Linked DNA regions of Homo sapiens: region 2 is linked to region 1. The links are chromatin contacts, found by Hi-C in ENCODE. All regions are on one chromosome and are shown on one strand. The core of a region is the stretch at or near the end of the contact, and the rest is flanking DNA. Distances in the headings are between cores, read along the strand shown. Region 1 overlaps LINC00693 (long intergenic non-protein coding RNA 693). Region 2 overlaps RBMS3 (RNA binding motif single stranded interacting protein 3).

The links. A loop is a pair of places that touch in the nucleus more often than their neighbours do. Pooled maps may share reads with other maps.
Region 2: a map of heart right ventricle shows a loop between it and region 1 (4-fold over the local background). The contact joins two enhancer-like sites. A Hi-C loop is called at or near these places in 20 of 168 maps with a recorded cell type or tissue (A673, Caco-2, Calu3 and 12 more), 7 of 37 single-sample maps with no recorded cell type and 31 of 50 pooled maps.

The regions. Positions count from the first base shown.
Region 1 is chr3:28,666,534-28,669,532 of GRCh38, reverse strand. All of the region lies in intron 2 of LINC00693 (long intergenic non-protein coding RNA 693), which reads right to left. Among named protein-coding and RNA genes, the nearest start is that of LINC00693, 93 kb to the right of the region's middle. RefSeq lists a silencer at 1,602-1,761. Within about 2 kb of position 1,697, at least 5 of the 41 ENCODE cell types and tissues checked have a DNase peak (open chromatin) inside an H3K27ac peak, as active enhancers do; they include heart right ventricle, where a contact is called at or near this core.
Region 2 is chr3:29,758,302-29,761,259 of GRCh38, reverse strand. The region is part of intron 5 of RBMS3 (RNA binding motif single stranded interacting protein 3); the gene reads right to left. Among named protein-coding and RNA genes, the nearest start is that of RBMS3-AS2, 120 kb to the right of the region's middle. Within about 2 kb of position 1,704, at least 12 of the 41 ENCODE cell types and tissues checked have a DNase peak (open chromatin) inside an H3K27ac peak, as active enhancers do; they include heart right ventricle, where a contact is called at or near this core.

The DNA.
Region 1 (2,999 bases), core at 448-2,947:
CCCTTAACTACAGAAAGACACAGCTTTCTTATCTCTTAAATAACATAGGAATGAATATTTGAAAAGCCCTGTCCATCTTGCAAGGCTTTCTTAGAGTTTCAAATGAGATTTTATAAGTGAAAGTCACTTATAAACTTTAAGATGCAATATAAACATAAGAAATTATGGTGGCATGTGTAGAGAGTATAGGATTCTGCTCATATTATGTAACGAGTATAGAAATTATCCAGCAAAATTGGTGAGAAAAAAATAGTTTAAATATAAGTTCATTTACATTTGGCCATTTTTCACCCTAATAATACAAGCTACCACAACATGAAACATAATAATAAATGAACTTGCTCATGGTTACTGTGGAAATGCTTTCATAAAACAGCTATGTCTGGTGTGATTTAAAAAAAAAAGCCAATATTTACCAAGTGCACTTAATATGGGCTGGCACTATTCTAAGAGTTTTAGATGTATTAAAACTCATTTAATCCCCATTACACCCCTATGAGGAAGGTAATATTATAATAGTAAACTCACTTTACTAATGAGAAATCTGGGGCTCAGAGAGGTTAATTTGCCCAAGATCACATAAATAGGAGGGGTGGCACCAAGAGCTGAACCCAAGCAGTCTGGCTCCTAACCCAACACAGTGATATACTAGAGAGAGAGAATATCAGCACTAACATTGAAAAGTTGTAACTGTGGGAAGGAGGTAGAAAAGGACGGTCAGGGAAAGAAAATATTTGTAAAATGTTAATCTGCTTAATGTTTTTACCTAACCTCTTCCAAGTGTACAAAACTTTGTGATTAAAAACAAACACCTAGCCCACAAACATACAGTCTAATAACCAGGAGTCTCTTTATTTCTCATAAAGGGATTTATCTGTCCTTAATGGTTCTGCTGTCTGATCTCAGATGGACCTAACCCCATTCCCCATTCTTAATTACCAGCAATTCAATTTGAACCAGGGTAAATGGACAGCTTGATCATATCTGCAGTCTGACACCAGAAATGCTATGACAACCACCCATTTTTCTTTAAAAAAATGATCTCGTAGCTTGTATCATGTCCTGTCTTTCATCTTCTGGAAGAAGAGAGATGGAATGTACAAATAAGCCACACTGTTGGCCAGAAGCCTGTGTGATAATAAGCCCTGATCTCCCATAGGTCAGAGTACGATACCAGACCATTCAGAGCATACAGGGCAAGTCAAATGCCCTGTGAGCTTCTGTGACTACAGGAAAGAACAGTCATTTTGAACCTTTTGGGTTTCTGCCAGGGGAACTTTATTCAGTCCCCAACGTGAGCACCTTCTTTGTGCCAGGCACTGTCAGACACCGGGGACACAGAATGAATATGACCCAGTCTCTGCCCTGAGGAGTTCACAGCATAGCAGGGCAATGCAGATACATAAATAGCCACCTGTGATGAGTGCTAAAAAAAGGGACAGGAGGAGAGCACACACAGAGGAAGGAGAGAATGGAGAGGGGTACATATTCAGGAATTATTTCTGATTAAGATGAATGGGATTTGGGATTTAACTAGGTGGGGTGGGAGAGAGAAATGATCCTAAAGTTTCTGGCTCTCAGGTCAGCTCAGACCATTATAGAGAAAGACTAGTTCTAAGAGGCTATGTCTGAGCTCATGTGCTCAAAAGCCCCAAGTGACAAGTTTCAAACCACCATTAGCGCCATCTGTTGGCCACAGTAGGAGGTGACATACACTGGGCTGGCATTTGGCTTTATGGAAATGAGCTGTGAAAGTTACCAAGTAGAGGACACCTGTATATGATAACATCCTTAACCTAGAGGCATAAGAAAGGATAGTGGTTTGCAAGCTTGTCTAAGCCAACTTATTTTGTTGTTGTTGTTCTGTTTTGTTTTGTTTTAGGCTTTTAGCGGCCTGTAGCCATTGTTTTTAGTTTCTGTCTGTAGAGATAAACAGAAAAGAGGGGTGAGGAAGGGACTTCACTGACCCAACCAGAAAGGGAAACTAAGAACTCACGACTGTATTCTCTCCCTTGGACACTTTACTAAACTATACAGGCTCTGGGGTCAGACTGCATTGGGGTATAAACTAATAGTACATGACATTGGTCTTTTATCTTGTCTAAGACTCGGATTTTATTAAAATGAAAAACGACAATAAAACTGTAACTATGTCACAGAACCATTTTGAAAATTAGAATATATGCTACATGGACAAGAACTCTCATATACTGGTAGTGCGAATATAAACTGAGAGTACAATTTTTGAACATATGTATGTTCTATGACCTAGCAGTTTCACTCTTAAGATTATACGCAATAGAAACGTGTATTATGGGTGCTGAATGGTACATATATATATATATATGAAAATTTCCTAATAGTCCTGCTTGTGATAATAATAAACTAAAAATAAGCAACATTTCCAGCAACAGAAAAATAGATACATAAATTGTAGTTATTCATACAATGGGACACTACACAGTAATGGGCATGAGCAATCAACAACTACACATAAAAAGATAGACAAATCTTACAGACATAAAATTGAGCAAAGAGGCCAGATACCAAATACTACATATTGTATGACTCCATTTAAATAACACACAGACACAGGCTAAACTAATAAATGTTAAAAAGTCTGGATGACTGGCCAGGCACGGTGGCTCATGCCTGTAATCCCAGCACTTTGGGAGGCTGAGGCGGGTGGATCACCTGAGGTCAGGAGTTTGAGACCAGTCTAATCAACATGATGAAACCCTGTCTCTACTAAAAATACAAAAAATTAGCTGGGCGTGATGGCGGGCACCTGTAATCCCAGCTATTTGGGAGGCTGAGGCATGAGAATTGCTCGAACCTGGGAGGCGGAGGTTGCAGTGAGCCGAGAACATGCCATTGCACTCCAGCCTGGGCAGTAAGAGCAAAACTCCATCTTGAAAAAAAAAGTCCGGATGATTATCACTGGGTAGAGGGTTAGTAACCAGGAAGGGAGCATTAAAGCATTAAAGAAGCCCCTAAAA
Region 2 (2,958 bases), core at 455-2,954, 1.1 Mb before region 1:
TGAGAGTGCATCTTTCTGTATCGATGGATATGACAAATCTCTACCGCCAAGCAGGGCTAAATTTACAGGAATGAGGCCTATGTCTTCACACACAGCCCCACACTTAGAACAACCCTGCACTTGGTTTAAAGTTCTGCTGTTGCCACCTTGAACTTCTTAACAGTGTTTTAACAAAGGGATCTACATTGTCATATTTCACCCTAATTTAAGTAGCTGATCCTGCTATGACAAGAGAGTGTAGGAAACTAACTTAACATTAACGCTCAGTATGTATATCATCAGGTGACCCAATGGATCCACATAAGTATTATTTTGAAAAAAAAAGTCTTCAGAATGAATCAATTTGATGTCCAAATAAAAAGAAAACTCTTTATGCAATTTTAATAGATAAAAATAAAAACAAAAACAGCATTTTGTTTACTACTCACTCACAAGTTCCCCTATATCAGAAGATGTTTGGATAAGAAAGGCAAGCGGAATCTTTCCTCATTCTAAATATTTAGGAACAGCTAAGTACAATTTTCCTAACTCTTTCAAGTTTCCTTTCCAGTGGAACCTTTTACTGTAAGTCTTTCAATTTTTTTATCTTTTTTTTTTTTTAAGTAGAAAATTTCCATTTCCAGGAAGAAAAGAATTCTAACTCTGTTCTTTCTCTCTTCCCACAGGATCCACTATTGTCTCTTTGGGAAAATAACCTTCTCTCCTAGCAGAGACATGAATGGGAGAGGAAATGTAAGCCCTTAATTACTACAGATGTTACTTTATGGAATTTTTATTCCAGGAGAGCTACAAAATGCAAAGTTTATGCCTCAGAGCCCCCTCCCTGTTCAATCTCTCTCTGGGTACTCATCTGGATAAAAGGCAGTTAAGAATCTAAAGCTTGCTTGCAAGAGTCCTACAAATCAAATCCTTTGTCTTAAAATGGCATGGAATTATAAATGAAGACTAATACTAGGGGTGTGTGTGTGTGTGTAGGGGTGTGTGTGTGTATGTGTGTGTGTGTGTGTTTATTCTACATAATACATTTTAGGGAATAGAGAGGAAGCTAAAAAAGAAAATCAAGTGGCTAACCCACTCCACCCACTTAAAATATTTTTGTTCTGTTTGAAAGCCTCAAGTCCTCCCTTCTGCATTCTAAGTGTGATCATCTTTTCTTAACACTGTTTTACAGCCATATCAAGCTGGATGGGGGCTGTTTCTATGAACACAAAGACAGCAGAGTAGATTGTTCACTTTGGGTTCATTCAGATTTAACTAAGTGAATGTCTGCTGTGAGCCTTTAGAGACTCCCGTCTCTGAAAGAATAAATGCAATAAAAGTCTGTTTTCTGTAGCTGCCGGCGCTTAGTGTCAAACCATGTTACGCTGCACCACCCAGCAGTGACAATTCCATTTTAATACACGGGGCACATTTTAACAAGGCAAAGCAGTCCCAGCAAAGATGGCAATATAGGAGCTGCCAAGGGGAAAAGGCTCAGTGTTCCTCATGCATTTTACGTGGAAGCAGAACAAAAGTGAGACTGAGACCCAGAAAGCTCTGGGGGGGGAGGAAAGAGACTATATTTGAATAGCCATCTTAGGAAGAATGTGCCCATTTTCTTCTCAAGTTTCACAATTAACCTCTCTGAAATGCCAGCTCAAGCTGTCTGGAATCTGGCACACGCTTCAGTTGAAACTGACACTAGCATTATCAAGTGAGTCTGAAAAGACAGCACACCAGACACAGCTGCCTTTATATGTCCCTTTCAGATGGGCCACTGAATCACTACAACTGCATCTATTCTTCCTAGGCGGTACCTGAAACCCCTTGCGTCCCTCAGAACAGCTTGAGTGCCAGGCCAACCATTCACCTGACAATACATTAATTAGGATCTTACAAGGCTCTAATCATTGTATAAAGCTTCAGGGTTTTCTGTTAGGTCTGATGTTTAAATATAAATACACATTAAAGGTCCTGTTTGACATTCTTTCTTGTCTCAGTACCTAGGACACTGGCTTCAGTTATTTGAAACACACCACAGAATTGTGCTTCTTCTTCCTTTTTTTTTTCAAACAGCTACTAAGAGGAGCTAGTTTAACAGCCGATACAATTCCCACAGGCAAATTACGTCAGATGAGAGGCTGATCCAATATTAGTAGAATGTTCTGGGTCAGACTTAACATGCAGAGGTAGAAACGTACTTTGCAAAACCATTTGCAGCCTACCTCTGTCACCTCCATAGAGAATCACACAGTTTATGGTCTTAAAGCAGTAAGCATTATTAACCATGTATTTAAAACAAACCCATCCTGTCATTTATTATGGTTAATTAGAGGTTTCCAGTATTGTGAAATGTTTGTGGTTTTGCAATCACAGGCTCTGTACAAATTATTGGCAACTTAGAGTATCTAACGTTGTAAGCCAGTCATCCTCATTTCTGGTAAGATTTACGTATGCACAGGGTCAACATTAAACTATTTTTTAAAGTACTAAACTCTGCACTGCTTCTGACATTTCAAAAACAAATTATGTCATTTCCTTCTTAATCCATTGTAACGGAAGGAATAAAATAGTGAGTTCCAGAAACAAAGATGAATGAATGCGATGAATTTTCTTCTCAGTTTTTGCAATTTGTTTTCTTCCTGCCAGGCACCTGACATTCTTAGGATACAAGTGTCTTAAGTACCAAACAGTGAAGCAGAGAGGCCTCCCTTACATGCCCTTTTGTAGAAACCAGAAATTTTGAGGGTATCTTGCTCAGCATTACAACACATTCCTCTTAGGAAATGAAACTGTGGATGACAATATTTGACTAATGAAAACACATTCCAGAGTTTGAGAGTCACATAATTTCAAGACTCAGATATCAACTTCTATATTGTACAGATGAAGAAAGTAACACTAGAAGACTGTGATTGGCTTCCCTAAAAACTAGTTAGTGGATGAGCCTGGAATAGAACTGTTGTCTCATGACTTTGA